Regions from separate parts of the Homo sapiens genome. Here region 1 is linked to region 2. The links are chromatin loops, found by intact Hi-C in ENCODE. Cell type or tissue: HepG2. All regions are shown on one strand. Links, peaks and the distances in the headings refer to the core of each region. The heading gives the core; the rest is flanking DNA. Region 1 overlaps NBEAL1 (neurobeachin like 1). Region 2 overlaps ICA1L (islet cell autoantigen 1 like).

Region 1 (16,781 bases), core at 3,072-11,071, 270 kb before region 2:
TTACATACTTTCATACATCACTTCAGAATTTACATAGTGAAAATCGGCACATCTATTTAAATATTTTAAAACTTGGAGATACATCAGGCTAACAGCAGACCTTTCAACAGAAACCCATACAAGCCAGAAGCAACTGGGAGCATATATTCAGCTTTCTTTTTTTTTTTTGAGATGGAGTCTCGCTCTGTCACCCAGGCTGGAGTGCAGTGGCGCGATCTCAGCTCCTGCAAGCTCCACCTCCAGGTTTCACACCATTCTCCTGCCTCAGCCTCCCGAGTAGCTGGGACTACAGGCGCCCGCCACCATGCCTGGCTAATTTTTGTATTTTTTTTTTAGTAGAGATGGGGTTTCACTGTGTTAGCCACGATGGTCTCGATCTCCTGAACTCATGATCCGCCTGCCTCAGCCTCCCAAAGTGCTGGGATCACAGGTGTGAGCGACTGCGCCCATCCATATTCAGCATTCTTAAAGAAAAGAGGCTGGGTGCAGTGGCTCACACCTGGGATCCCAGACTTTGGGAGGCTGAGGGGGGTAGATCACGAGGTCAGGAGTTCCAGACCAGCCTAGCCAAAATGGTGAAACCCCACCTCTACTAAAATACAAAAATTAGCCAGGCGTGGTGGCAAGCACCTGTAATCCCAGCTACTCCGGAGGCTGAGGCAGGTGAATTGCTTGAACCCAGGAGGCAGGGGTTGCAGTGAGCCAGGATTACATCACTGCACTCCAACCTGGGCAACAGAGCAAGACTCTGTCTCAAAAAAAAAAGAAAGAAAGAAAAAAGAAAAAAAAGAAATTCCAAAGAATTTCATATCCAACCAAACTAAGCTTCATAAGTGAAGGAAGAATAAGATCCTTTTCAGAGAAGCAAATGCTAAAAGAATTCATTACTACCAGACCTGCCTTACAAGATATCCTGAAGGGAGTGCTAAATATGGAAAGGAAAGACCATTACCAGCCACTACCAAAACACACTTAAGTACATAAACCCATGACACTATAAAGCAACCACACACACAAGTCAACAAGTCTGTATAATAACTAGCTAATAATATGGCAGTAGGATCAAATATGCACAGATTAGTACTAACCTTGAATGTATATGGGCTAAATTCCCCAATTAAAAGGCACAGAGTGGCAAGTTGGATAAAAAACCAAGACCCAGTGGTATGCTGTCTTCAAGAGACTCATCTCACATGCAGTGACACCCATAGGCTTAAAGTAAAGGAATGGAGAAAAATCAACCAAGCAAATGGAAAATGGAAAAAAGCAGGGGTTGCTATTCTTACTTCAGACAAAACAGACTTTAAACCAACAAAGATCATAAAGACAAAGAAGTTACATAATGATAAAGGGCTCAATTTAACAAAACCTAACTATCTTAAATATATATACACACTCAACACAGAAGCACCTAGATTTGTAATTCTTAGAGACCTACAGTATACTTGGACAGATCATTGAGGTAGAAAACTAACAAAGATATTCAGGACCTGAGCTTAACACATGACCAAATGGACCTAGTAGAGATCTACAGGACACTTTACCACAAAACAAGAGAATATACATTCTTCACATCTGCACATGGGACATATTCTAAAATCGACAACACAATCAGACATAAAATAATCTTCAGCAAATTTCAAAAAACCAAAATCATACCAACTACACTCTCGAACCATAGTACAATAAAAATAGAAATCAAGACTAAGAAAATTGTTCAAAACCACACGCTTACATGAAAATTAAACTGTCTACTCCTGAATGACTCCTGGGTAAATAATAAAATTAGAGCAGAAATAAAGAAATTATTTGAAACTAATGAGAAGATACAACATACAAGAATCTCTGGGACATAGCTAAAGCAGTGTTAAGAGGGAAATTTATAGCACTAAACGCCCACATCAAAAAGTTAGAAAGACTGCAAATCCAACAACCTAACATCACAACTAGAGAACTGGAGAAACAAGAGAAAACCAATCCCAAAGCTAGCAAAAGGCAAGAACTAACCAAAACAGCGCTGAACTGAAGGAAATTGAGACATCAAAAACCATACGAAAGATAGGCCGGGCACAATGGCTCACATCTGTGATCCCAGCACTTTGGGAGGCTGAGGCAGGCAGATCACTTGAGATCAGGAGTTCAAGACCAGTCTGGCCAACATGGTGAAACCACATCTCTACTAAAAATACGAAAATTAGCCAAGCATGGTGGCATGTGCCTGTAATCCCAGCTACTCAGGAGGCTGGCAGGAGAACTGCTTGAACCCGGGAGGCGGAGGTTGCAGTGAGCTGAGATCGCGCCACTGGACTCCAGCCTGGGTGGCAGACAGAGACTCTGTCTCCAAAAAAAAAAAGAAATACAAAAGATCAACAATTCCAGGAGTTGATTCTTTGAAAGAATTAATAAAATAGATCACTAACTGAACAAAGAAAAAAAAGAGAGAATATCTAAATAAACACAATCAGAAATGACAAATAGGACATTACTACTGACCCCACAGGATACAAAAAACCCACAAAGACTACTATGAACACCTCTATGCACACAAGCTAGAAAACCTAGAAGAAATGGATAAATTCCTAGAAACATACAACCTCCCAAGATCAAACTAGGAAGAAAATGAATCCCAGTAAAGACCAATAATGAGTTCCAAATTTGAATCAGTAATAAAAAGCCTACCAATCAGAAAAAGCCCAGGACCAGAAAGATGCACAGCCAAATTCTATCAGATACATAAAAAAGAGCTGGTACCATTCCTACTGAAACTTTTCCAAAAAATTGAGGAGGAAGGACTCCTTTCTAACTCCTTCTATGAGGCCAACATCACCCTGATACCAAAACCTGGCAGAGACACAACAAATAAAGAAAACTTCAGGCCAATATCCTTGATAAACATAGATGCAAAAATCTTCAACAAAACATTAGCAAACAGAATCCAGCAGCACATCAAAGAGCTAATCCACTATGATCAAGTAGGCTTTATCCATGGGATGCAATGTTGGTTCAACATATGCAAATTAATAAATGTGATTCATCACATAAACAGAACTAAAAACAGAAACCACAAGATTATCTCAATAGAAACAGAAAAGGCTTTCAATAAAATTCAGCATCGCTTCATGTTAAAAACCCTCAACAAACTAGGCACTGAAGGAACATACTTCAAAATAAGAGCCATCTATGACAAACCCACAGCCAACATCATACTGAATGGGGAAAAGCTGGAAGCATTCCCCTTGAAAGCCAGAATAAGACAGGGATACCCTCTCTCACTACTCCCATTCAACACAGTACAGGAAGTCATAGCCAGAGCAATCAGGCAAGAGAAAGAAATAAAAGGCTTCTAAGTAGGAAGAGAATAAGTCAAACTCTCCCTGTTTGCAGACAATATGATTCTACGCCTAGAAAACCCCATAGTCTCTGCCTAAAAGCTCCTTGATCTAATAAACTACTTGAGCAAAGTTGCAGGATACAAAATCAATGTACAAAAATCAGCAGCATTCCTATACACCAACAATATCCAAGCTAAGAGCCAAATCAAGAATGCAATCCCATTAACAATTACCACAAAAAGAATAAAATAACTGGGAATATGGCTAACCAGTGAGGTGAAAGATCTCTACAACAAGAATTACGAAACACTGCTGAAAGAAATCCGAGATGACACCAACAAATGGAAAAATATTCCATGTTTATGAATAGGAAGAATCAATACTGTTAAAATAACCATACTGCCTGGGCTGGTGTGGGGGCTCACGCCTGTAATCCCAGCACTTTAGGAGGCCGAGGTGGGCAGATCATTTGAGGTCAGGAGTTCCAGACCAGCCTGGTCAACATCGTGAAACCCTGTCTCTACTGAAAATACAAAAAAATTAGCCAAGCATTGGTGCACACCTGTAATCCCAGCTACTTGGGAAGCTGAGGCAGGAGAATCGCTTGGACCTGGAAGATGGAGGTTGCAGTGAGCTAGGATCACGCCACTACACTCTAACCTGGGTGAGAGAACGAGACTCTGTCTCAAAGAGAAAAAAAATGACCATACTGCCCAAAGCAATTTACAGATTCAGTGCTATTCCTATCAAACTACCAGTGGCATTCTTCACAGAATTAGAAAAACCTATTTTAAAATTAATATGGAACCAAAAAAGAGCCTGAATAGCCAAGGCAATCCTAGACAAAAAGAACAAAGCTGGAGGCATCACATTACCTGACTTCAAACTACACTACGAGATTACAGTAACCACAACAACATAGTACTGGTACAAAAACAGACACATAGACCAGTAGAACAGAAAAGAAAGCCCAGAAATAATGCTGCACACCTACAGCCATCCAATCTTTGACAAACATGACAAAAACAAGCAATGGGAAAGGGCTCCTTTTCAATAAATAGTACTGGGATAACTAGCTAGCAATATGCAGAAGACTGAAACTGGACCCCTTCCTTACAATACACAAAAATCAACTCAAGATGGATTAGACTTAAATGTAAAATAGGACCTGGCAAAGATTTCATGATGAAGCCATCAAAAGTAACTGCAACAAAAACAAAAATTGACAAATGGGACCAAATTAAACTAAAGAGCTTCTGCACAACAAAGGAAACTATCAACAGAGTAAACAGACAACCTACAGAATGGGAGAAACTATTTGCAAACCATGCATCCAACAAAGGTCTAATATCCAGAATCTATAAGGCACTTAGACAAATCAACAAGTAAAAGCAAATAACCCGACTAAAAAGTGCGCAAAGGACAAGAACGGACACTTTTCAAAAGAAAACAGGGCTGGGTGTGGTGGTTCATGCCTGTAATCCCAGTACTTTTGGAGGTCGAGGCAGGCGGATCACCTGCGGTTGGGAGTTCAAGACCAGCCTGGCCAACGTGGTGAAACCCCATCTCTACTAAAAATACAAAAATTAGCCGGGCTGTGGTGGTGCACACCTGTAATCCCAGCTGCTTGGGAGGCTGAGGCAGGAGCATCACTTGAAACCAGGAGGCGGAGGTTGCAGTGAGCTGAGATCGTGCTACTGCACTCCAGCTTGGGCGACAGAGGGAGACCCTACCTCCAAAAAAAAAAAAAAAGAAAAGAAAACATGCAGCCAACAAGCATATTAAAAAATGCTAAACATCACTAATCATTAGAGAAATGCAAATCAAAACCACAATGACATACCATCTCACACCAGTCAGAATGGCTATTATTAAAACATCAAAAAGTAACAGATGTTGGCAAGGTTGTGAAGAAAAGGAAACACTTATACACTGCTGGTGGGATGCAAATTAGCTCAGCCATTATGTAAAGCAGTCTGGCAATTTCTCAAACAACTCAAAGCAGAATTACCATTCAACCTGGCAATCCCATTATTGGATAAATACCCAAGGGAATATAAATTGTTCTACCATAAAGACACATGAACATGTATGTTCATCATAGCACTATTCTCAATAGCAAACACATGGAATCAACCTAAAGCCAATTGTAGACTGGATAAAGAAAATGTAGTATATATACACCATGGAATACTACACAGCCATAAAAACAAAGGAGATCATATCCTCATATCCTTTGCAACAATGTGGATGGAGCTGGAGGCCATTATTCTAGGCGAACTAACACAGGAATAGAAAACCAAATACCACATGTTTTTACATATAAGTGGGAGCCAAACACTGAGTTCATATGGACACAAAGAAAGGAACAATAGACACCAGGGCCTACTTGAGGATGAAAGGAAGGAGGAGCGGGAAGATTGAAAAACTACCTATTGGGTACTATGCTTATTACCTGGGTGGCAAAATAATCTGTACACCAAATCCCCATGATATCCAATTTACCTATATAACAAACCTGCACATGTACCCCTGAACCTAAAATAAAAGTTAAGAAAAAAAAAAAAGCTGGAGGATATATGTTTCACCTTAGCAGCTGGAGATTTGTTCATTACTGCGGTCAAAGCCTGAATGGTTGATATGGCCAAACAATCCAATTGTCCCTGAAACACCTATTGAGGGGGAAGGGGAAACAAGAAATTAACAAATGTGCTCACGATTTTTATTGAGTTAGGAAACCTTTGGTCTGAAAACCTGAAAAAATAATTACTTAACATGCATTACATTCCTCTTCTGATGAAATGGATTTCTGAAACACTATAACCTGCAAGGAAAGTTACCTATTTAAAAGAAAAATAAACCACATGTCAAGGAGGATAAGGCAACATTCACTTATTACATTAAAATGTTTTGAGAAAAAAACAAGCTTAACACATGCTTTTTAAAAATAATGGACAATCTCAAGAGGAAGGGAGGGAGGTCTATCATTCATTGGAAATCCTATTACTTTTTTTTTTTTTTTTTGAGATGGAGTTTCGTTCTTGTTGCCCAGGCTGGAGTGCAATGGTGCAATCTCGGCTCACTGCAACCTCCGCCTCCCAGGTTCAAGTGATTCTCCTGCCTCAGCCTCCTGAGTAGCTGAGATTACAGGCATGCGTCACCATGCCCAGCTAATTTTTGTATTTTTAGTAGAGACAGGGTTTCTCCATGTTGGTCAGGCTGGTCTTGAACTCCTGACCTCAAGTGGATCCACCCACCTCGGCCTCCCAAAGTGCTGGGATTACAGGTGTGAGCCACCATGCCCAGCCAGAAATCCTATTATGTTTTAATTCCCCTTCAAAACTACACTTGAACCATCCAGGTTTAAATTCCATTTGCATGTATAAAAAGACAGCTAAAATAATCTTGTTTATCTAGTTTCCAAACCCTGTGTTAAAACTAAGATGGCATGTGCATATGCCAATCAATTATACTTATAAACAATTAAATATATCTATTTTTATATTAAATGGAAAATTTGAGGCAGACACAGAAAATGAAATAAGTATCTCTAAGTATTGTCATGTTTTTGAGAAGGCAACTTTTAATCCTAAAAGTTGTATGAAAAAATAAAAACTAGCCTAATTTTGTCTATTACTGTTTAAGTTTCATCAAAAAGAAGAGATATGTTAAATTCCAGGGCAGTGTATTTATAGCAAAAACAAAAACTAACATCAAGAATATTAAAAAACTGAACATGACTGTTATATCAGGCTTAGACAATCATGAAAGCATAGAATCACTTACAATTTGGAATTGTAATGTGAACCTCTAAGAGACTATAATAATTGTTTTATTAATCTACATTAAGTAGGCCTTAAGAGGGATTAACATTTATACAGAAATCTAAAACAATATTCTGTAAATTGGCATTTCACATCTAGAATAAAAAATAATTAGATGATAATGTGTCTTGTTATACAAAAATTCTATTTATAAACTTGGACATTAACACAATGTTAATAAAAGACAATATGTAAGTTTATTGGAAATATTTTGGAAGAGAAAAATAACGTCAATTTTTAAAGGTAGTTTTTTTTCAAACTAAATTACCTAATGTATTGAGAGAAGCAACATAAATTACATATTTTTGCTTTATTATACCTGTATAGACTTGAATTTCTAGAATACAAAAAGTCAAGTTTTATGCTAAATTAACAGAGAGTTCAGCATCTTCTTCCCTTCCTCCAAGATTCAGGTTGTCCATTGAATTATAATCATCACTTGTCAATAAGAAGCAAAGAATCAAGATATTAACAATGACCATACATATTCACAAAGAAAGCCCTAAGGTCCCAATATACCACAGTGCTTAGAAAAGTCACCACCAGGTGGACAGCATTGTACTGAGATCCCATTCCTGTACTTTATATCTCCTCAAATTGAAAAGACCATACACACGTAGAGGGAATGGAATGGTACTGATTGTTTGTATCAACCACCAAGATATTTATCCTTTAGATGAAAGCAATTTTTAACTTTTTAGTAATTTTCAAAAATAATTAATAAATATTAGAATTTGACAATGTTTGTGTATTTTAGGACATAAGAAGAAAAGCACAGGAATAGTTATTCCCATTGGCTGATTTTGGACTTCAGCTGAAACAAGATGCAGGCTTTGTAGATACCTGGTCCTCATTCATTTCTGTCAGTAATTTGTTGGCAAGGTCTTTCTCGTTCTTGTCTGCCACCTTATTGTTAGCATTTAAAAATAGCTGTTAAAAACAGAGACAAGAATAATGGAGAAAGAACATTAAATTGTTACCTATAAGCAGCAATGAAGCTTAAATGGGTTTCCATGTCTCTTGAAAATAAACCCAAGAATTCCCTTGTGAAATATACTACACTTTTAGAAATTAAAGATTATTCACTTTTTGGATTATGAACTAATAGTAGTTTAGATATTTCTCTCTTGGAATTCAAAGTTACTAAAATAAGAAACAATGGCAATAATTAGGACTAGTTAATATTCCTAAATTCTTAAAGAATCAGCAGAGAATGTCTCACAGTTGATATGGTTTGGCTCTGTGTCCCCACCCAAATCTCATCTTGAATTGTAGCTCCCCAAATTCCCATGTGTTGTGGGAGAAACTCGGTGGGAGTTCTCATGGTAAGTGAATAAGTCTCATTAGATCTGATGGTTTTATAAAGGGAAGTTTCCCTGCACAATCTCTCTTCTCTTGTCTGACGCCATGTGAGACGTGTCATTCACCTTCCACCATGATTGTGAGGCCTCCTCAGCCACAAGAAACCGTGAGTTCATTAAACTTTTGTAAATTGTCCAGTCTCCGGTATGTCTTTATGAGCAGCATGAAAATGGACTAATACACACAAAAAAGAAGGAAAGCTGTTACTGACACAAACCAAAGATACCGTAGTACGTAACACCCAGTATGGTTCTATAGTTAAGGAAGTTTGTGAAGTGCTATCAAACTAACTTTAAAAATGGTTCTTTCTAGAAGTACTTCCTCAGAGTCTCAAATATGCTAATGGATACTTTGACAAGGGAGGTCACGGTGCAGCATTTCCAAAATTTATCTGACCACACATTTTGTTAAAACATTAGTTTAAAAGTATTCTCCAAAGTCATCAAGAATTGAGCTTCATTTATATTCATTTGTATTCTGTAAAGGAAAATTGAGATTATCTCTAGCATACATGGGCATTACCCTCTTCTGAGTAAAATAAAGAAATCAAGTATTTTAGTTTCAGTATATAAAAGTCAGCATCCCAAAAGGCCTTCAACTTGCCCACAATTTGAAAAAAATTCAAATGATACTCAAAGGGAGAGACAGATTTATAAAGGAATTTATTAAGAGCATGCTAAGGAACAAGGTTCTTAGGAAGTTCTATTATTTCAGAAATGAGAAAACAAAAGGTCGAGTTACATGCTGAAATATGCAATATAAAATAAACTGCATAGAGGTATGGTATTATATGTTATGGAAGAGTATATGTAAGGCTTAACATAACAATAAATTGATATATACACTACAGGCCTTGGAATCAGAGACCTGAGTTTGAATTTTGGTTCTGCAGCTTACTGGCTGTCTGATTTCAAGGAAAACTACTTCTCCAAGCTTTTCTCAAAAATAGGGAGAAAAATACCTCATCAAATAGCTATACATATTAAATGACATAATCCACGCTAGCTTATTAGCATAGTATCTGGCACATAACAGAGACTTAACAAATGAAAGGTGTCAGCTGGGTGTGGTGGCTCATGCCTGTAATCCCAGAACTTTGGGAGGCTGAGGTGGGCGGATCACCTGAGGTCAGGAGTTCCAGACCGGCAGCCTGGCCAACATGGTGAAACCCTGTCTCTACTAAAAATACAAAAACTAGCCTGTAGTCCCAGCTACTTGGGAGGCTGAGGCAGGAGAATCACCTGAACCCGGGAGGTGGAGGTTGCAGTGAGCAGGGATAGAGCCACTACACTCCAGCCTAGGTGACAGAGTGAGACTCTGACTCAAAAAAACAAACAAACAAAACAAACAAAAAACAAATGAAAGGTGGTATTATTACAAGCAAAGGTTTTTAAAGGAATAATATTTCATATTTAGGTCAAGGGAAACAAATAGTCAGATAAAACTGGTCAGTGTAAAAATGAGTAAAATCTTTCCAGAAAGCAATATAGCAATCCGTAAGAAGAATCTTTAAAACAATTCTTGGGCCGGGCGCGGTGGCTCACGCCTGTAATCCCAGCACTTTGGGAGGCTGAGGCGGGCGGATCACCTGAGGTCAGGAGTTCGAGACCAGCCTCAACATGGGGAAACCCCGTCTCCACTAAAAATACAAAATTAGCAGGGAGTAGTGGTGCATGCCTGTAATCTCAGCTACTCGGGAGGCTGAGGCAGGAGACTTGCTTGAACCTGGGAGGTGGAGGTTGCGGTGAGCCGAGATCGAGCCATTGCACTCCAGCCTGGTCAACAAGAGCAAAACTTCGCCTCAAAAACAAACAAACAAACAAACAATTCTTATTCTTTAACCCAGTAACTGTATTTCTAAAAATCTACCCTAAGAAACAGTCAAAAACACCAAGATTTTAGCAGCTGTAAAGACTAGGTAATGGTTTTGAATTCTTCTCCTTGCTACTAAAGATAATAGTTTTCTTCTTTGCTTTTCTCTTCTTTTTTTGAGACGGAGTTTCACTCTCGTAGCCCAGGCTGGAGTGCAATGGCACAGTCTCGGCTCACCGCAACCTCCACCTCCTGGGTTCAATCAATTCTCCTGCCTCAGCCTCCTGAGTGGCTGGGATTACAGGCATGCGCCACCACGCCTGGCTAATTTTTTTGTATTTTTAGTAGAGATGGGGTTTCACCATGTTGGTCAGGCTGGTCTAGAACTCCCGACCTCAGATGATCCGCCTGCCTTGGCCTCCAAAAGTGCTGGGATTACAGGCGTGAGCCACTGAGCCTGGCCTATTCTTTTCATTAATTCAAGTATCTTTGGGCAGCTTAAAAAATTTACATTAATTCAAATCATATCCCTGTAATTTAGTAAAACAAAAAAACTGATAAATGCTTAAGGTTCATCATATCTATCATAAAAGTTAAATGTATGATTCCATGGAATTGTAAAGTACTCTATAGTTTGATGAAACTCATTTGCCAAGCCGAGAAGCCTTTACACAAATACTTACGGAAATCAACGCATACTTAAATAGGCTGACGAATCTCATACAAAAAGAAAGCATGAAAACAGCAGCCGCCAGCTTAAGGTTGTCCATCTGATTCATAAATTGTTTATGATATTTTAAACTTTATTTGCCAAAGTTTCCAATGGGTCTAAATAGCAAAACTGTCTTTATTCTATACTACTATATAAAAAGAACATAAAGGATTCATTTCTTTACTAACAAACAAATAATTTAAACAAAAAGTAATCGTGGACATCTGTGGCATCATGCGGTATATTTGGGGAGTTAGGTTTTCATAAGATTTCAAAGATTTTTATATATTCAGGAATCATATCAACTATGTCCATAAAATGTTTTTATATCAATAAAACCTTTGATTCTCCTATATTTAATATACAGAAAACATTTTTCCCTACTGACTAAACTGTGACCTTAAGTTCCAGTAATACAATTAGAAAATTATATATTACAATGGACTTAGGGTCAGAAAACCTGGGTTAGAAATCCTACCTCCATCAATTATTAGTGTTGACCTTGGGCTAATCATTTAATGCCTTAGGACATTTTTCCTTATTTGTATAATGAAGAAGTTTAGAAGCTTATTTCAAAGATTCCTCTTTGTTGTGAAGACTTAATGGCTTCAATGAATAGTGATAAATCTAAAGTAATTCTGACAAAAAAAAAATTCCAGAAATAAGGAAGACTATTACGGCCAGCAGGGAAGGCCCAGGTCCCAAAGCTTGGTTTTCCCTGTTTTTTTTATTGTTTTTGTTTTTTTGAGACAGAGTCCTGCTCTGTCACCCAGGCTGGAGTGCAGTGGTGTGATGGCTCACTGCAACCTTCACCCTCTAAGTTCAAACGATTCTTCAGCCTCTCTAGTAGCTAGGATTACAGAGGTGTGCCACCATGCCCAGCTAATTTTTGTATTTTTAGTAGAGACGGGGTTTCGCCACGTTGGCCAGGCTGGTCTCAAACTCCTGACCTCAAGTGATCAACCCGCCTTGGCCTCCCAGAATGCTGGGATTACAGGCATGAGCCACCACCATGCCCAGCTAGTTTTCCCTCTTCAAAGAGATTTCTTCTCCAGCATTTTTGTTTCAAAACAAAATGTGATAGGTGGTATCAAAGAATTAACTTTTAAAGGTCATGATTCCGGATGTAAATTTTAATAAACTTTGGCCTATAAAGAACAAATATTAGCTCACCATCATGATAGCTATGACAAACAGCTTTGTATTTTTTAAAAAGATATTCATATCAGAAATTTGTTATATCTGAGTTTCATATACTGAAGAAAAACCAATGCTAACAAATTTTAGTAGGAATTACATTGTATCCTAGAGATGACCCTATAAAGCAGATTCTTTTTTTTTTTTTTTTTTTTTTTTTTTTAGACAGAGTCTCCCTCTGTCGCCCAGGCTGGAGTGCAGTGGTGTGATCTCGGCTCACTGCAACCTCCACCTCCTGGGTTCAAGTGATTCTCCTGCCTCAGCCTCCCCAGTAGCTGGGACTACAGGCATGTACCACCACGGCTGGCTAATTTTTTATATTTTTAGTAGAGACGGGGTTTCACTGTGTTAGCCAGGGTGGTCTCAATCTCCTAACCTTGTGATCCGCCTGCCTCAGCCTCCCAAAGTGCTGGGATTACAGGTGTGAGCTACCGCATCCAGCGGATTAGCAGATTCTTTACACATGTGAGATGTTGGCTTTATCACTGAATTTGTCTTTATAACAATTTACTTCACCAATATATTCTTTACTATTTGATTTTGATGCTATTCTTTACTGCAGTGAAGTGACATAAATGCTTTCAGAAATATCCCTCAAAACAGTGTGAAAAAATTCAAGGAGGTGATACTAAAATCTTTATTCTGAATTACTCTCATAGAATTAACCCCTGGTATTCCTCAGCAGGAAATCAATGAAAAGAATACCTCAAATAGAAAGGTAAAAGCTCTTTGAAGTAGTTTCATTTACAAAGGCTTTATGAAGCTCTCTAAAAAATTTCTGATACCATCATGATACATGGAAATATCCTATATTCTTTTTTCTGTTTTTGAGACAGAGTCTCACTCTGTTGCCCAGGCTGGAGTGCAGTGGCACGATCTCAGCTCACTGCAACCTCCATCTCCTGGGTTCAAGCAACTGTTCTGCCTCAGCCTCCTGAGCAGCTGAGACTACAGGTGCGCACCACCACACCCAGCTAATTTTTTTTTTTTTTTTGTATTTTTAGTAGAGACAGGGTTTCACCATATTGGCCAGGCTGGTCTCGAACTCCTGACCTCGTGATCCACCTGCCTCAGCTTCCCAAAGTGCTGGGATTACAGGCATGAGCCACCATGCCCAGCTTAGTTATGTACTCTTCCACATTGCTGCTACATGTATAAATTAGTAAAAAAATTCAAAAGCAAATTGCATGTATATCAAGAACCTTAACCATATTTCTGCTATTTTTCTACTTTTCTATATTTTCCAATGAGTTACAACTTGTTTTTACACAATGTTCTGTTCCCTAATTTAAAAAAGAAACAAGAAAAGTGTACGCCCTATGACCTAGTAATTCTACTAGAAGTAAAATTCTATTTTGGAAATAAATTAAGTTCCTACTAGCAGGGTGTAGTTAAGTAAATTATGGTACATCCACTTAATACAATATTATATAGACATTAAAATTATGGCACATGAAAATAATGAAATATCTTAAATGAAACAAAAGTACAAAATTACATGCATCAAATGCTCACACTAGTGTTAATGCATAACAAAAAAGACTTTACAAATCAACAAGAAGACAATAACAAATCTGATTTTAAAATGGGCAAAGGACTTGAATAGACATTTCTCCAAAGATAGATATACAAATGGCCAATAAGCACACAAAAAGGATGCTCAATATCACTAATCATTAGAGAAAGGCAAATCAAAAGCACAATGAAATACTACCTCATACCCATTAGGACAGCCACTATCAAAAAAGAAAAAAAACAACACTACTGCTGGCAGGGATGTGTAGACATTGAAAACTTTGTGCACTGTTGGTATGAATGTAAAATGGTACAGCTACTATGGAAAACAATACAGAAGTTCCTCAAAAAATATTAAAAAGTGAATTACCATATATCTAGTAATCCTACTTCTGGGTATATACACAAAAGAACTGAAAATGGTATCTTGAAGAGATATTTCTATACCCATATTAACAGCAGCAGCCAAACGGTGGACGCAACCCAAATGTCCACTGATGGATGAATAAGCAAAATGTGGTATATACATACAATGGAATATTATTCAGTGTTAGAAAGGAAGGAAATTCTGACACATGCTACGACATGGACGAATCTTGAGGACACTATGCTAAGTGAAATAAGGCAGTCATCGAAGAAAAAATACTATATGATTCCACCTTTATGAGGTATCTAGAGTAGTCAAATTCATAGAGACATAAAGTAGAATAGTGGTTTCCAGGGGCTGAGGTGAGAGGAAACCAGGGAGCTGTTTAATGGGTATAGAGTTTTCATTTTACAAGATGAAGGGCTCTGGAGATGGGCTGCACAATAATGTAAATGTATTTAACACCACTGAAGTGTACACTAAAAAATGGTTAAGATGCTAAATTTTTATGTTTTATATATTTTAACATAATTCCTTTCCTTTCTTCCTTTCCTTTCTCCCTTCCCTTCCCTTTCCCTTTCCTTTTCCCTTTCCTTCCTTTCCTTCTTTTCTTTTCTTTTCTTAAGACAGAGTCTTGCTCTGTCACCCAGGCTGGAGTGCAGTGGTGTGATCTAGGCTCACTGCAACCTCCGCCTCCGGGGTTCAAGCAATTCTCTTGCCTCAGCCTCCCAGGTAGCTGGGATTACAGGCATGCGCCACGACACCTGGCTAACTTTTTTGTATTTTTAGTAGAGACGGGGTTTCCATGTTGGCCAGGCTAGTCTGGAACTCCTGAACTCAAGTGATCTGCCCACCTCGGCCTCCCAAAGTGCTGGGATTACAGGCATGAGCCACCGTGCCTGGCCCCACAATTATTTTTAAAAAGACTTTAAAAATGCCTACAGGCTAGAAATAATCATATATAATTTATTTTATTTTTCTCTATTTACCTTTTTTCCTATAAGAAGTAACATTTTCATAATGAAAAAATAAGCTTTACCTTAAAAGTAAAAAAATGCTACTTCTACTGGATGCTCTCAGTTGTAAGTGGGAGCTAATCAATGGGTACACATGAACATACAAAATAGAATAACAGACACTGGAGACTCCAAAAGGTAGGAAGGTGAAAGGAGGCTCGAGGTTGAAAAATTATCCATTGGATATAATGTTCACTATTTGGGCAATGGGTACACTAAAAACCTAGAGTTCATGGAATATATCCATGTAACAAAACTGCACTTGTACCTCTTAAATCTATAAAAAAAAAGTTTTTTTTAAAGACATCCTATTTCTTACATGAGAACTTATAAGGTGAATAATTACAGCCAAACATTCAAGCCAGTTATGTGGGTAATAATTAATTTAAATGTGCATTTAAAAAATCAATCCATATGTCATAAAATAAACTTCAATATGCCTATTTTAAAATTATGTCCATCAATAGCAGACGCAAGATATGTTCATTGTTAAAGAAAGATTTTTCTGAAATTTGACTTTAAAACATTTTTCTCAAAGTGGCAAAGGAAAATATTTCTAACCAATTAAATTTTATTCTTTTTAAGTTAAAACAGAAAATGAAAAGAATCACTTTCAAAAAAGAGACAAAAGCAGATATTTAGTAAATTTATTCATCTGAACACAAGCATTTCCTCTACTGCAACATCCACGATGTCCTAGAGAAAAATGGTGAAAATATTTGATTCTGCAAAAAGAACTAACTGTCTTTAAAATGTGGTTTCAAATTGTAACATAAGACTGACCTTTAAGATTTATGAAGCTGAATGTGCTTCTTTTGTATTTTAGAGCTTAGGTTTGTTAAACTGACCCCTAATTTTGTGGTGTGTGTGTGATCCTAGGTTCTCGTGTCTCTTAAATGCTACCCGCCTCTAGTTATTGTATTTGTTTGAGCTTCATAAGACTTCACTGAGTTGGTGATCGCTAGATGGCCTAGTTTGTGCAAATATGTGTTGGTTTCTCTCCATATTCCTTTAGAGTTTTATTGTTTACAAGTTTCTTTTTTGTATTGAGAGAAAAATAGCCAAAGCATCTTTGACATCTTTTCTGCGACAGGCAGAAAGACCTGGAACAAAGTGGGGATCTTTTTTTTTTTTTTTGAGATGGAGTCTTACTCTGTCACCCAGGCTGGAGTGCAGTGGGGTGATCTCGGCTCACTGCAACCTCCGTCTCTGAGGTTCAAGTGATTCTCTTGCCTCAGCCTCCCGAATAGCTGGGATTATAGGAGCATGCCACTATGCCTGGCTAATTTTTGTATTTTTAATAGAGACAGGGTTTTGCCATGTTGGCCAGGCTGGTCTGGAACTCCTGACCTCAGATGATCTGCCTGCCTCGGCCTCCCAAAGTGCTGGGATTACAGGTTTGAGCCACCGCGTCTGGCCTAAAGTGAGGATCTTGAACCACCCTTTCTTTTCTGTTCTCCTTACCCTATTACCTACTGGACCAGATGTTTTGTCCTGAAAACTTGTCTCCTACTCTGCCCTCTTTTACATTCCCCTCCTCCAAAAGAAACCTATACACCCACACACATACTTGGTTAATTCTTGGGGTATCTCTGCAATTCTTAAATGATTTATGCAAAAATCCAGAAGAAGCTAGGAACTCTC
Region 2 (15,590 bases), core at 7,591-15,590:
ATACAAAGGAGTTCCAATAAGGCTAGAAGTGGATTCTCAGGAGAAACCTACAGGCCAGTAGAGAGTGGGATGATAAATTCCATGTGCTGAAGGAAAAAATAAAACTGTCAAACAACAATACTTTACTTGACAAAGTAGACCTCCAGAAATGATGGAGATAAAAGCTTTCTCAAACAAAAACTGAGGTAGTTCATCACCACCAGATGTGTCTTACAAGAAATGATAAAGGGAGTTCTTCAAGCTGAGAGGAAAGGATGCTAATGAGTAACACAAAAACATCTAAAAGTATAAAACTCATTGGTACAATTACACAAATTTAGAATAATAGTATAATGGTGGGTCTTTAATATGAATGTTAAAAAACAAAACTATTAAAAATAATGGCTGCAATAGGCCTGGTGCGGTGGCCCATGCCTGTAATCCCAGCACTTTGGGAGGCTGAGGCAGGCAGATCACCTGAGGTCAGGAGTTCGAGACCAGCCTGGCCAACATGGTGAAACCTCGTCTTCACTAAAAAAAAATACCAAAATTAGCTGGGCCTGGTGGTAGGTGCCTGTAATCCCAGCTACTCGGGAGACTAAGGCAGGAGAATCACTTGAACCTGGGAGGTTAAGGAGCCAAGATCATGCCACTGCACTCCAGTCTGGGCAACAAGAACAAAACTCTATCTAAAAAAAAAAAAAAAATAGACCAAGAAGCAGCTTCCCTGCTCCTTCTGGGATCTCCATCTGGTTCAGCCCACCTGCCTCCACTCCTGCATCAACCATGTCCATCATGGTGACCCAGAAGTCCTACAAGGTGTCCACCAGAGGTGGTCCTCTGGCCCCCAGGCCTTCGGCAACTGCTCCTATGCGCGTGGGCCCGGTGCCTGCATCAGCTCCTTGAGCTTCTCCCGAGTGGGCAGCAGCATCTTTCGGGGTGTCCTGGGTGGAAGTTATGGTGGGGCCAGTGGCATGGGAAGCATCACTGCTGTCACAGTCAACCAGAGCCTGCTGAGCCCCCTTAACCTGGAGGTGGAACCCAACATCCAGGCCGTGTGCACCCAGGAGAAGGACCCTCAACAACAAATTTGCCTCCTCCATAGACAAGGTACAATTCCTGGAGCAGCAGAACAAGATGCTGGAGACCAAGTGGAGCCCTCCTGCAGCAGCAGAAGATGGCTTAGAGCAACACGGACAACATGTTCGAGAGCTACATCAACAGCCTTAAGCAGCAGCTGGAGACTCTGGGCTTGGAAAGGCTGAAGCTGGAGGCAGAGCTTGGCAACATGCCAGGGCTGGTGGAAGACTTCAAGAACAAATATGAGGATGAGATCAACAAACGTACAGAGATGGAGAATGAATTTGTCCTCATCAGGCAGTATGTGGATGAAGCTTATATGAACAAGGTAGAGCTAGAGTCTTGCCTGGAAGGGCTGACTGAAGAGATCAACCTCCTCGGGCAGCTGTATGAAGAGGAGATCCAGAAGCTGCAGTCCCAGATCTTGGACACATCTGTGGTGCTGTGCATGAACAACAGCCACTCCCTGGACATGGACAGCATCATCGCTGAGGTCAAGGCGCAGTATGAGGAGATGGCCAACCACAGCCAGGCTGAGGCTGAGAGCATGTACCAGATCAAGTATGAGGAACTGCAGACGCTGGCTGGGAAGCACGGGGATGACCTGCGGCATGCAAAGACTGAGATCTGGGATGAACCAGAACGTCAGCCAGCTCCAGGCTGAGATTGAGGGCCTCAAAGGCCAGAGAGTTTCCCTGGAGGCTGCCATCGCAGATGCCTAGCAGTGTGGGGAGTTGGCTGTTAAGGATGCCAATGCCAAGCTCTCCGAGCTGGAGGCTGCCCTGCAGCGGGCCAAGCAGGACATGGCGTAGCAGCTGCATGAGTACCAGGAACTGACGAACATCAGGCTGGCCCTGGACATCAAGATCACCATCTACAGGAAGCTGCTGGAGGGCGAGGAGAGCCAGTTGGAGTCTGGGATGCAGAACATGAATATCCATATGAAGACCACCAGTGGCTATGCAGGTGGTCTGAGCTCGGCCTATGAGGGTCTCACAAGCCCCAGCCTCAGCTATGGCCTCGGCTCCAGCTTTGGCTCTGGCATGGGCTCCATCTCCTTCAGCCACACCAGCTTCACCAGGGCCATAGTTGTGAAGAAGATTGAGATCCACGATGGGAAGCTGGTGTCCGAGTCCTCTGATGTCCTGCCCAAGTGAACAGCTGCAGCAGCTCCTCCCAGTGTGCCCCTCCTGCAGCTGCCCCAGAGCTTGGGAGGGAGGCCGCTGTGCAGGGGAGCACAGGGAACAGGAGACCCACCTGAGGCTCAGCCCTAGCCCTCAGCCCACCCGTTCGTGAGTTTACTGCCTGGGGATCCCCCTTGCCCATTCCTCCAGCTACAAAACAATTCAATCGCTTTTTTTTTTTTTTTGGTCCAAAATAAAACCTCAGCTAGCTCTGCAAAAAAAAAAAAAAATTAAAAATTAAAAAAAATAATAATAATGGCTACAATAATTTATTAAGGGATATACAATATAAAAAGATGTAAATTGTGACATCAAAACCATAAAATGTCAGGCAGGGTAAAGTGTATACAATCAAAGTTAAGTTGTAATCAGCTTAACATAGCCTGTTATAACTATAAGCTGTTTTATGTAAGCCTCATGGTAAACACAAAGCAAAAACCTATAGTGGATAAACGAAAGATACAAAGTAAGGAATTAAAGCATACCACTAGAGAAAAATCGTCTAATCACAAAGGAAGAAGGCATGAAAGGAAAAAAGAACAAAAGAGCTGTAAAACAACCAGAAAACAATGAACAAAATGGTAGTACTAAGTCCTTACCTATCAATAATTACCTTGAATGTAAATAGATTAAATTCTTCAACCAAAAGGCAGACTGGCTGAATAGGTTAAAAAACAAAACAAAACACACACACACACACACACACACACACACACACACACACACACACACACACACACACACAGACTTAACTGTATGCTGCCTGGAAGAGACTCACTTCACCTTTTTTTTTTTTTTTTTTTTTGAGACGGAGTCTCACTCTGTTGCCCAGGCTGGAGTGCAGTGGTGCACTCTTGGCTCACTGCAAGCTCTGCCTCCCAGGTTCATGCCATTCTCCTGCCTCAGCCTCCTGAGTAGCTGGGACTACAGGTGCCTGCCACCACACTCAGCTAATTTTTATATTTTTAGTAGAGACGGGGTTTCACCTTGTTAGCCAGGACGGTCTCGATCTTCTGACCTTGTGATCCACCTGCCTCAGTCTCCCAAAGTGCTGGGATTACAGGCTTGAGCCACCGCGCCCAGCCAAGACTCACTTCACCTTTAAGGACACATTTAGATTAACTGAAAGGATGGAAAAAGATTCCATTCAAATGGAACCAAAAGAGAGTGGGGTTAGATATAATTATATCAGGTGCAGTACACCGATATGGTTTGGATATTTTGTCCCCTCCCAATCTGATGTTGAAATATGACTTCCAGTGTTGGAGGTGGGCCTGGTGAGAGGTGTTTGGATCTTGGAGCAGAGCCCTCATGGATGGCTTGGTACTGTCCCCATGGTGATAAGTGAGTCCTCACGGGATTTGGTTGTTTAAGGGAGTATTGTGCCTCGCCCTTCTTCTCTTACTCCTTTTCTTACCATGTGATGCACTGGATCCCAATCCCTTTCCACCATAAGGAAAAGCTCCCTGAGGCCTCATCAGAAGCAGTGCTAGCACCGTACTTCCTGTACAACCGGCAGAACCATGAGCCAATTAAACCTCTTTTATTTATAAATTACCCAGCTTCAGGTATTTCTTTATAGCAACACAGAAATTGACACACACTTTGTCAAAAAACTATAAAATGAGACAATTATTATATAATGAAAAGGGATCAATTCATCAAGAAGATATAATAATTGCAAATATGTGTTACATGCAACATCAGAGTTCCTAAATATATAAAGCAAATATTAATAGATCTGAAGAGATAGATAGCAATGCAATAATAGGAGACTTTAATACCCCACTGTCAACAATGGACAGATACCCAGAAAGAAATTCAGTAAGGAAACACTGGAATTCAACTACATTTTAGACCAAATGGATATAACATATATATGCAGAACATTCCATCCAATATTAACAGAATACAAATTCTTCTCAAGAACACATGGAACATTCTCCAGAATAGATCATGTCTTAGGCCACAATATAAGTCTTAAAAATTTATTAATTGAAATTAGGTAGCTTTTTCAATTGCAATGGTATGAAACTCGAAATAATAAGAACATTTGAAAATTCACAAATATGTGGAAATTAAACATCATGATCCTAAACAACAAACGTGTCAAAAAAGAAATTTAAAAGGAAATTTTAAAAATCTTAAAACTGCTGGGAACAGTGGCTACACCTGTAATCCCAGCAGTTTGGGAGGCCGAGGTGGGTGGGCCACCTGAGGTCAGGAGATCGAGATCAGCCTGGCCAACATGGTGAAACCCCGCCTTACTAAAAATACAAAAAATTAGCCAGGCGTGGTGGTGGGCGCCTATAATCCCAACTCCTTGGGAGGCTGAGACAGGAGAATCTCATGAACCCGAGAGGCAGAGGTTGCAGTGAGCCCAGATCACACCATTGCACTCCAGCCTGAGCAACAAGAGTGAAACTCCATCTCAAGACAAATAAATAAAATCTTGAAACAAACAAAAATGGAAATACAATATCCCAAAACTTAAGAGATGTTGCAAAAGAAGTTCGAAGAGAGAAGTTTATAGCAATGAATGCCTGTATCAAAAAAAAAAGAAAAGCCCTAAATAAACAACCTAATGTTATCCCTTAAGGAACTAGAAAAAGATGAACAAACTAAGCCCAAAGTTAGGAGAAAGAAGAAAATCATAAATATCAGAGCAGAAATAAATAGAGACTAGAAAAACAGTAGAAAAGATTAAAAGAAGAGCTGGTTTTGAAAAGAGAAGGCCGGGTGCGGTGGCTCACGCTTGTAATCCCAGCACTTTGGGAGGCTGAGGTGGGCGGATCACGAGGTCAGGAGATCAAGACCACGGTGAAACCCTGTCTCTACTAAAAATACAAAAAATTAGCTGGGTGTGGTGGCAGGCGCCTGTAATCCCAGCTACTCAGGAGGCTGAGGCAGGAGAATGGCGTGAACCCGGGAGGTGGAGCTTGCAGTGAGCCGAGATCGCACCACTGCACTCCAGCTTGGGTGACAGAGACTCTGTCTCAAAAAAACAAAAACAAAAAAAAACAACAACGGAAAATTGGTAAGCCTTTAGTTAGATTAATAAAAAAGAGGAAATGCTTAAAATCAGAAATGAAAGAGGGAGACATTACAGCTGATACCACAGAAATACAAAGGATCATAGACTACTATAAAAAATGATACACAGGCCGGGTGCAGTGGCTCATGCCTATAATCCCAGCACTTTGGGAGGCCGAGGTGGGCGGATCACTTGAGGTCAGGAGTTTAAGACCAGCCTGGCCAACATGGCGAAACCCCATCTCTAATAAAAATACAAAAATTACCTGGGCTTGGTGGCACACACCTGTAATCCCAGAAACTTGGGAGGCTGAGGCAGGAGAATTGCTTGAACCCGGGAGGTGGAGATTGCAGTGAGCCAAGATCGTGCCACTGCACTCCAGCCTGGGCATCCAAATGAGACTCCATCTAAAAAAATATCTATATCTATATATCTGTATCTATATCTATATATCTATATATATCTATATATATAGATATACACACACTAACAAATTGTATAACCTAAAAGAAATGGGTAAATTCCTAGACACATACCAACTTATAAAGACTAAATCATGAAGAAATTGATAATTTGAAAAGACCAATAATGAGTAAGGAGATTGAATCAGTAATAAGAAGTCTCCCATTAAAGAAAAGGCCAAACTTGATGATGCCACTACTGAATACTACCAAACATTTAGACAATTAAAACCAATCCTTCTGAAACTCTTCCAAAAAATTGAAAAGGAAGGAGATCTTCCAAACTAATTTTACAAAGGCCTGATACCAAAGGCAGACAAAAACAGTACAAGAAAAGCAAATTATAGGCCAATATCTTTGATAAACATAGATGCAGAAATCCTCAAGAAAATACTAGCAAACCAAATTCAACAGCACATTAGAAGGGTCATTCACCATGATCAAGTGGGATTTATCACTGTGAATCTGCATATTCACCATATGCGAATCAATAGTGATACACCATATTTACAGAATAAAGGACAAAAACTTTATAATTATCTCAATAGATACAAAAAAGGCATTCAACAAAATTCAGCATCCTTTCATGACAGAAACACTCAACAAATGAGGTAGAGAAAGAATGTCTCTCAACGTAATAAAGGCCTTGTATGACAAGCCCGTAGCTAACATAATGCTCAGTGAAAAATTGAAAGTTTTTTTTTCTGAAATCAAGAACAAGACAAGTATGCCCACTTTCAGCGCTTCCATTCAACACAGTATTGGAACTCCTAGCTAGAATAATTAGGCAAGAGAAAGAAATAAAAGGCTTTCAGATTGTCAGTGAAGAAGTTAAATCGTCTGTTTGCGGACAATGTGATTTTATATTTAGAAAACTCTGAAGACTCCACCAAAAAACTATTACAAGTAATACATTCAGTAAAGTTGCAGGATACAAAATTAACACAAAAATCAGTAGTGGTCAGACATGGTGGTTTATAACTGTAATCCCAGGACGTTGGGAGGCTGAGGTGGAAGGATCACTGGAAGACAGGAGTTTGAGACCAGCCTGGACAACATAGTGAGACACCCATCTCTACAAAAAATAAAAAAAAAATTAGCCAGGTGTGGTGGCACAAACTGTAGTCCTAGATGCTTGGGAGCCTGAGGTGGGAGAATTGCTTGAGCCCAGGAGTTTGAGGTTACAGTGAGCCATGATCATGCCATTGCACTCCGGCCTGGGTAACAGAGTAAGACTACGTCTCAAAAAAAAAAAAAATCAGTAGCATTTCTACATACTAACAACAAACTATCTGATAAATCTGGCCAGGTGGGGTCCCTCACGCCTGTAATCCCAGCACTTTGGGAGGCCAAGGTGGGAGGATCACTTGAGGTCAAGAGTTTGAGACCAGCCTGGCCAACATGGTGAAACCCTGTCTCTAGTAAAAATACAAAAATTAGCCAGGTGTGGTGGCATGCACCTGTAATCCCAGCTACTCAGGAGACTGAGGCAGGAGAATTGTTTGAATTTGGGAGGTGGAGGCTGCAGCACCACTGCACTCCAGCCTAGGCAACAGAGCAAGACTCTGTCAAAAAAAAAAAAAAAAAAAAAAAGGAAGAAATCAATAAAACAATGCCATTGACAGTAGCTAGTAAAAAAATTAAAATACTTAGGAATAAATTTAACCAAGGAGATTTAAAATGTATACACATTTTAAAACATTATGTCATACATCATAAATATAAATATATACAATTTTTACTTGTCAATTAAAAATAAGTAAGCCTGGGCAACATAGTGGGACATTGTCACTACAAAAATAAAAATAAATTAGCCAGGCATGTTGGTGTGTTGCCTGTGGTCCCAGCTACTCCAGAAGCTTAGGTGGGAGGATTACTTGAGCCCAGGAGTTTGAGACTGCAGTGAGCTATGATTGTGCCACTGTACTCTAACCCAGGCAACAGAGTGAGACCCTGAATCTGTAAGTAAAATAAGTAATGAAAAAAATATATAGCTAAAAATTAGAGATTTCAGTGTATGTAAATTTAATGAAAAAGAACTATATGATGATGATGATGGAGTGAGGTGGTAAAGAATGAGTAAACATATCAATGATGTTTTTAAAATGGCAGCACCTTGATAATTGAGCTGCTATTTTATTGTTGTCTGTGTGTGGTAGGGTTTTTTGTTTTTGTTTTTTTGAGACAGAGTCTGGCTCTGTCACCCAGGCTAGAGTGCAGTGGCACAATCCTGGCTCTCTGCAACCTCCACCTCCCAGTGTCAAGTGATCCTCCCACCTCAGCCTCCCTAGTAGCAGGGACTGCAGGTACTTGCACCACGCCCAGCTAATTTTTGTATTTTTTGTAGAGAAAGGATCTTGCCATGTTGCCCACGCTGGTCTTGAACTCCCAAGCTCAAGTTATCCACCCGCCTCAGCCTCTCAAAGTGCTGGGATTACAGGTGTGAGCCACCACACCCGGCCTCTATGCATGTTAAAGTTATATAATGTGAAGAAATTAAGAAAGAAACAATAATCTTATATTTACCAGGACATTTAACAATTACAGTCCTTCCATTCTTTTCTATAAATCCAAATTATCTGGTGTAATTTTCTTTAAGACTGAAGAATTTGTTAAAATTTTACTTCAAAAATTATTTTTAATTGAGAAAATGGTAAATATTTGTCATGTACATTACGTTTGAAACACTGTGGAATGGCTAAATCAACATAATTAACATATGTATTACCTCATCTTTTTTTGTGGTAAGAACACTAAAAATCCTGCCTCATAGATATCTCCAAGAATATAATACATTGTTATTAACTATAGTCCCTTTGTTGTACAATAGAACTTACTCCTCCTAACTGAAATTTTGTGTCCTTTGACAAACATCTTCCCAATACCCCTCCCCCCAGCCTCTGGTAACTACCATTCTACTCTCTACGTCTATTAGTTCAACTTTTTTAGATTTTACATGTAATTGAGATCATGTGGTATTTGTCTTTCAGATTTATCCATGTTGTCACAAATGACAGGATTTCTTTCTTTTTAAAGGCTGAATAGTATTCCATTGAGTATATATACCATATTTTTTAATATGTTCAGCTGTGATATACATAACATCTGTAATGTTAGCATTTCTGAAAGTCTCCAGATCTGATCAGGTAGTCTCTCAGAGCTTTATTTGAAAATATCTTTATTTTGCTTTCCTTCTTTTTATTTTTTAATTTTTTATTTTTTTAGAGACAGGCTGTCACTCTGTCGCCCAGGCTGGAGTGCAGTGGTGTGATTATAGTTCACTGCAGCCTCAAACTCCTGGGATGAAGCAATCCTTCTGCCTCAGCCTCCTGAGTAGCTGGGACTAAAGGCTCACACCACCATACATGGCTAATGTTTCTTTTATTTTTTTGTAGATATGGAGTCTTGCCATCTTGGCCAGACTGGTCTTGAGCTCCTGGGCGCCAGTGATCCTCCCCCACAGCCTCCCAAAGTCCTGGGATTACAGGCCTGAGCCACTGTGCTCCCACTACTTTCATTTTTAAAAGGACAGTTTCAGTAGATGTGGAATTAGGGGTCAACAGGTTTTTCTCCTCTCAGTACCTTAAATATATCCTTCCATTTAGTCTGACTTTTTTTTGTTTTTATTGAGAACTGACCTGTTTGTATTTTTGTTACCTTGTGTGTAATATGCCATTTTTCTCTGTTGCTTTCAAGATAGGTTTTCTTTGCTATCTTTTTTTTTCCCTATATAGATTTAAGCAGTTTGTCTGTGATGTGTCTATTTGTGTTTTCTTTGTATTATCCTGCGTGGGGTTTGTCATTTAGCTTATTGGATCTGTAAATTAATGTCATTCACAAATCTGGGGATGTTTTATTTATTTGAATATTTTTCTATCCCATTCTATCTCTTCTTTGGGTTCTCCTCCTTCCTCCTCCCACCCCTTGCCCCAGTTTTTAGATTGGTAATTTTTGGTAAGAAGAACTTTTGACTTCTGCCATCTTCAGTTTGCTCTTAATCTTGTCCAGTTATTATTATTTTTTTAAGAGGCAGTCTGTCACACAGTCTGTCACCCAGGCAGGAGTGCAGTGGCATAATCATAGCTCACTGTAACCTCAAACTTCAGGGCTCAAGAGATCCTCTTGTATCAGCCTCCCAAAATGCTGGGATTACAGGTGTGAGCCTCCACATCCAGCTGCAGTGAATTTTAAATTACAGTTACTGAACTTTGTAACTGGAGAGTTTGAGTTTTACTTGTTTTCTAATATTTTCAGTGTGTTCATTTATTGTGCATACATCCTACTTTAAGTCTGTGTATATGTTAATAATAGTTGGTTTAATAATTATCTCATAATTGCAGTATCTGGGAAATCTTTTTTTTTTTTTTTTTTTTGTGACGGAGTCTCACTCTGTCGACCAGGCTGGAGTGCAGTGGCTCACTGCAACCTCCGCCTTCCGGGTTCAAGCGATTTTCCTGCCTCAGCCTCCCATATCTGGGAAATCTCTGGAGTCTGTTTTTATTGACTGCCCTTTCCCCACTGGAGTATGGGTCACATGTTCCTATTTCTTTATATGTCTAGTGTTTTTTGATTGGATACTTGGGATTTTGAATGATGCATTTGAGAGATTCTGGATTCTGTTTTGCTTCTCTGAAAAAGAATTTTTATTCTAGAAGCCAGTTAACTTGACTGAACTCAGACTCCAAACTGTCTCCTCTGGAGTGGTAGTGCTGAAATCTTCACTTAGTTATTTCCTCTTTCAATGGCTGATTTTCTGCCACGATTCCTGGGTTTCCCTCCCTTGCCTCATGATTCGTTTAGTGATTAGCACAGGTCTTGGGAGGACTTTATACACAAATTTTGGGGTTTCCTCCTCTTTGGCTCCCTCCCTTTTATGAAATCCCTCCTAAATATCTGATAGTTCTGCCAGCCTTGAACTCTGTTATCTGATATGTCAAGCCAGTAAGACTTGGCTTCCTGCCTAACCTACCCCCAGTGGCAAGCAGATTTAGCAGTGCCCTTGGTCATAAAAACCACAAATGTGCAAATCTCACCTTTTGCAGATTTATCCTCCCAGTCACTTTCTCCCTTTGCCAGGGAACGTGTGCCCTCTGCAGGCAAGATAGTTTCCAGAAATGGAGGAGTCTAGTTTTTTGCTGTCCAATCAGATGTTACTCTTTCTCTCCCAAAGAGATATGGAGAGAGTGGTTGCGAGGACAGGAGTATATTGTTTGAGCTACATCAATATGGAAGTTGATGTAGGGAGAGGTATTCTCTCCTGATACTCCCTAGTATTTTGTTCTTCGAATTGAGCCTAAACCTGCAGTCAGTTTAGTAGAAGAGATTAACAGTTTGTCATATAGTTGGACTGCTGATAATTATAAAGTTGGGAGTGGAGGGAAGGAGGAGGAGGACTGAAAGCAGTTGAGAGCAACCAAAAGCAGAAAGAAACTGGATGGGAAAGAAAAACTAAGTTTCTCTCAAGACGCTTGATGTGTCAGGACAGTATAATGCTTATATCAAATCCATGCTCCCTAGGTACCCAAATTAAATTCCCTCTCTATTCCAAATTATGTCCAGAGAAATTATTCAGGATAACATATTAAGAGGTTTGGCAATTAAATGGTGATTAATATATACTGCCCAGGAATATGGGAGGATATCCAAAGGATAATAATCTAGAGGCTATCTGGAAAATTGGCCACTTTGTGGACTTTACAGCTTGTCCTTGTTCTATTTTATGCTTTTTATTTAAATCTACTTTGTCTGATATTAATATAGCTATTCTAATTTCATTTTGCTTCTATTTACCTGGTATATCTTAACTCATATCTTTATTTTTATCTTTGTGTCCTTTTGTTTTAGGTAGATCTCAAATAGCATATAGTTGGATTTCGATTTTTGTTTTTTATGATTCGAGATTCTTTGTATTTAAAAAGAAGTTTGCATCTATCATACTAAATAATATAATTGTTCTTCTTCCATCTTCTTGTTTTGTACTGTGTGTTACATGCCTTACTCTTGTTTTTCCCACTCGGTCTTTTGCTTTTGCTAAAGTTTTTCTGGCTCTTTTGTTTTACCCCCAGTAATTTGGAAATTAGACATTCTATTTTTATTTAATTAGTAATTACTTCAAATTAAAAGAAAGTGAACCTCTATTTCTTTACTAACATGAAAAATACAATAGCATGTATCGATGTGCCTGGAAATAACGAATGAGTCACATACTTTAGTATTTCCCTTTTGTTCCTACTCTTACAGTTTGTTGGAATAATTTGGGCTTTAGATCCAAAATGTTATTAGTATTTATTCTTTTTACATATCCTTAAAGAAATACTTTTCACTCTGCATTTCCTTATATAGCCATGTTAACCTTGTTAAGAATAACTTCTTGGAGGTTATTTTTTATTTTTTATTTTTTTTGAGACGGAGTCTCGCTCTGTTGTCAGGCTGGAGTGCAGTGGCGTGATCTTGGCTCACTGCAACCTCCGCCTCCTGGGTTCAAGTGATTCTCCTGCCTCAGCCTCCTGAGTAGCTGGGATTACAGGTACGTGCCACCATGCCCGGCTAATTTTTTGTATTTTAGTAGAGACAGGGTTTCACTATGTTGGCCAGGATGGTCTCGATCTCCTGACCTCATGATCCACTCACCTCGGCATCTGCCCACCTCGGCCTCCCAAAGTGTTGGGATTACAGGCATGAGCCACTGCACCTAGCATATGTTAATTTTTATGTTTACAGTTTACAATGTCCATCTGTATTTCTTTTATAACATATCTTCCCTTATACTTAAGGACTTTATTTGTGTTGATTTATTGGACACTAAAATATTTCTTTGAGTGATTTTTAAAGAGTATGTGTTGGAATCTTTGCATATCTGAAAATATTAAATGGATGTTTGACATAGCGATTATAACTATAGGAAATTTTCCTAAGGAACTGATACTAGTATGTAAAGATGTATGTACAAGTTTATTTTGCAGTTTTATTACAAAAGCAAAACTTAGAAAGTAATAAACATCTATAAATAGATATCAAATAAAATATAATTTTTTCTAGACATAACTGCAAAATCGTAAGTTTTATTACGTTTGTCATCTAACTAAAATTAATATAAATATAATTAATCTTTTGCCTGTTTCTTGTGCAAGTTGAAATTATAGCATACATTTAGACCATATAAAGCAAGTATTAGCATGTCTGACTGAGAACATTAATATTAGGGGCCAGATGTGGTAGTTCGCACCTGTAATCCCAGTGCTGCATGAGGCTGAGGCAGGAGATTGCTTGAGCCCACATTATTCTGAACTATGATTGCACCACTACACTCCAGCATGAGCGATGGAACGAGACCCTGACTCTAAAAAAAAATTACATTTAGTACCTTTTTTCCATTTGTCAGATTAAATATTGGCTAGCTAAACATATTTATTGAGTTTTTTTTGGTTTTTTTGTTTGTTTGTTTTTTGTTTTTGTTTTTGAGACGGAGTCTCGCTTTGTCTCCCAGGCTGGAGTGCAGTGGCGCGATCTCGGCTCACCGCAAGCTCCGCCTCCCGGGTTCACGCCATTCTCTGCCTCAGCCTCCGGAGTAGCTGGGACTACAGGCGCCCGCCACCATGCCCGGCTAATTTTTTTTTGTATTTTTAGTAGAGACAGGGTTTCACCGTGTTAGCCAGGATGGTCTCGATCTCATGACCGCGTGATCCGCTCGCCTCAGCCTCCCAAAGTTGTGGAATTACAGGCGTGAGCCACCGTGCCCAGCCTATTATTGAGAATTTTTAAAAGAAGTTTAATTTTAGTCTGTTCATTGTAGTCACTCCATGGATTCCTTTGGGCAACCCAGACCAGAAGATAATCAGTCAGTAGTCAGAAGAATGCAAAAGAAATACTGGAAAACTAAACAGGTCTTTATCAAAGCAACAGGAAAAAAAGAGGATGAGCACTTGGTGGCGTCTGATGCTGAACTGGATGCTAAACTTGAGGTAAATTTGAGGATTCTATGTATTGCATATAACCAGCCATTATTTGGGGCTCCAAGGGGAACTGCAACAGGTTTTCACACTGGAGAGTTTATGAGGATAAATGCAAATTTGATAATAGAATGTTTAGTTGTATCCATCTGTCAATCAGAGCTCTGAATAGGAGGTCACGGCTCTCACAAACTGAAAATTTGCAAAATTGGTATTCACTAACTTAGATAAAATATGAATAAAGTAGTTTCTCTGGCATGCATAGTTTTCAAGCTAAGTCTTAATGATTACATTCCCAGTTGAGACCATATACTCATTATATATCAAGTCATACTATTTTGTAGTACTTTGATGTGAAGTCTTATACCTCACTGAAATAATTAAAATCAAATAGCAAATGAAGATAATAGTTATTGTTTCTATTTTATTAAAAGATAGAGTTATTGAAATATTTCCTAATGCCTTTTTTGGCTGTTTTTTATTTTAAATAATTGCCATGAAACAATTTTAAACCAATAAATGGTTTAAAGTAATTAGGCTAATAGAGAAGAGTGTAATATAAATGAATTAAAAAGTCTGTTTTTTTTTTTTTTTTTGGATGGAGGTTCGCTCTGGTTGCCCAGGCTGGAGTGCAATGGGGCGATCTTGGCTCACCACCACCTCTGCCTTCTAGGTTCAAGGGATTCTCCTGCCTCAGCCCCCTGAGTAGCTGGGATTACAGGCATGTACCACCATTCCCAGCTAATTTTGTATTTTTAGTAGAGACAGGGTTTCTCCATGTTGGCCAGGCTGGTCTCGAACTCCTGACCTCAGGTAAGCCACTGTGCCCAGCCCAAGTCTGAATTTTTAAATGCAGATTTACTAACTCAGCATATATATACTAATTAAAGCTAACTCTTAACAAATATTTCTAAGCAGGGATTCTGTTATGCTTGGAATATAATCATTATGGTGGGATTCTTAAAAATATGAGTCTAATTAAACTGGTCTTGATCAAGTATTTTCATCCTGCAAAAAGTAAACTTACCTCATTGCCAAAACAAATATGGAAATAGATAAAAATTTAACGAGCTTTTACTATTTGTGTTGAAAAGTATTTCTAGGATTCAATGACAAATGTGTAAAAATGAAGACTTTATTATTATTGGTGTTGTATGTTTTAACGCAACAGGAACTTGTTCCAGATATATTCCCATAGAAGTGGGAATATATAAGGTTTTGGTATTGTTTTACATTGTTAGGTCATCTGTGGGTGACATGTTTTATATTCAGTGTAAATCTGGCCATTAGATGAATATTTGGAATCAAGAACTTTCTCCCACATTTGTACTATTTTTTTAAGAATGAGAAACAGTTTTATTATAAAAATAAAAATAGTACATAAACCTTGCAAAGACCTATGGAAAAAATAATCAAGCATAGTCACTTCATCTTAGTAGAACTATCTTTTCTGTATTTTTTTTTTTTGAGATGGAGTCTCACTCTGTTGCCCAGGCTGGAGTGCAGTGGCACGATCTTGGCTCACTGCAACCTCCGCCTCCCGGGTTCAAGCGATTCTCCTGCCTCAGCTTCTGAATAGCTGGGATTACAGGAGCCTGCCACCATGGCTGGCTAATTTTTGTATTTTTAGTAGAGACAGGGTTTCAGCATGCTGGCCAGGCTGGTCTCAAACTCCTGACCTCAGGCGATCCACCCGCCTCAGCCTCCCAAAGTGCTGGAATTACAGGCATGAGCCACCGCGCCCAGCCTTTTGCATTCTTTTCTAATCTTCTTCCATATGCATTTAAAACAGATTTTACAATTGCCAAATCCAGATACCAAATGCACTTCAAACATGTCTAAACTCATAAGGAAAATTGATGCCTGCTCCTCCTTTTAAGATTTTAGTGTTTATTATCAATCT

Evidence for each region. A loop is a pair of places that touch in the nucleus more often than their neighbours do. Peaks named below come from ENCODE experiments on the same cell type or tissue, not always from the same donor. Only the 100,000 strongest peaks of a DNase experiment are listed, where the experiment ranks them.
Region 1: a loop joins it to region 2, with 11 times the contacts of the local background. A loop is called at or near these places in 2 of 110 quality-filtered maps.

The regions. Positions count from the first base shown.
Region 1 is chr2:203,088,852-203,105,632 of GRCh38, reverse strand. It overlaps NBEAL1 (neurobeachin like 1), which reads right to left. Exons shown (of 56, transcript NM_001378026.1): 11 at 8,000-8,086; 12 at 5,921-6,004. Among named protein-coding and RNA genes, the nearest start is that of NBEAL1, 82 kb to the right of the region's middle. In HepG2, for the core only: a CTCF peak has its summit at 7,709; a DNase peak (open chromatin) is centred at 7,702.
Region 2 is chr2:202,826,957-202,842,546 of GRCh38, reverse strand. It overlaps ICA1L (islet cell autoantigen 1 like), which reads left to right. Exons shown (of 13, transcript NM_001288622.3): 2 at 13,531-13,699. The coding sequence starts at 13,538. It also overlaps the pseudogene KRT8P15. Among named protein-coding and RNA genes, the nearest start is that of ICA1L, 37 kb to the left of the region's middle. In HepG2, for the core only: CTCF peaks have their summits at 10,818 (motif pointing left) and 13,651; a DNase peak (open chromatin) is centred at 10,826.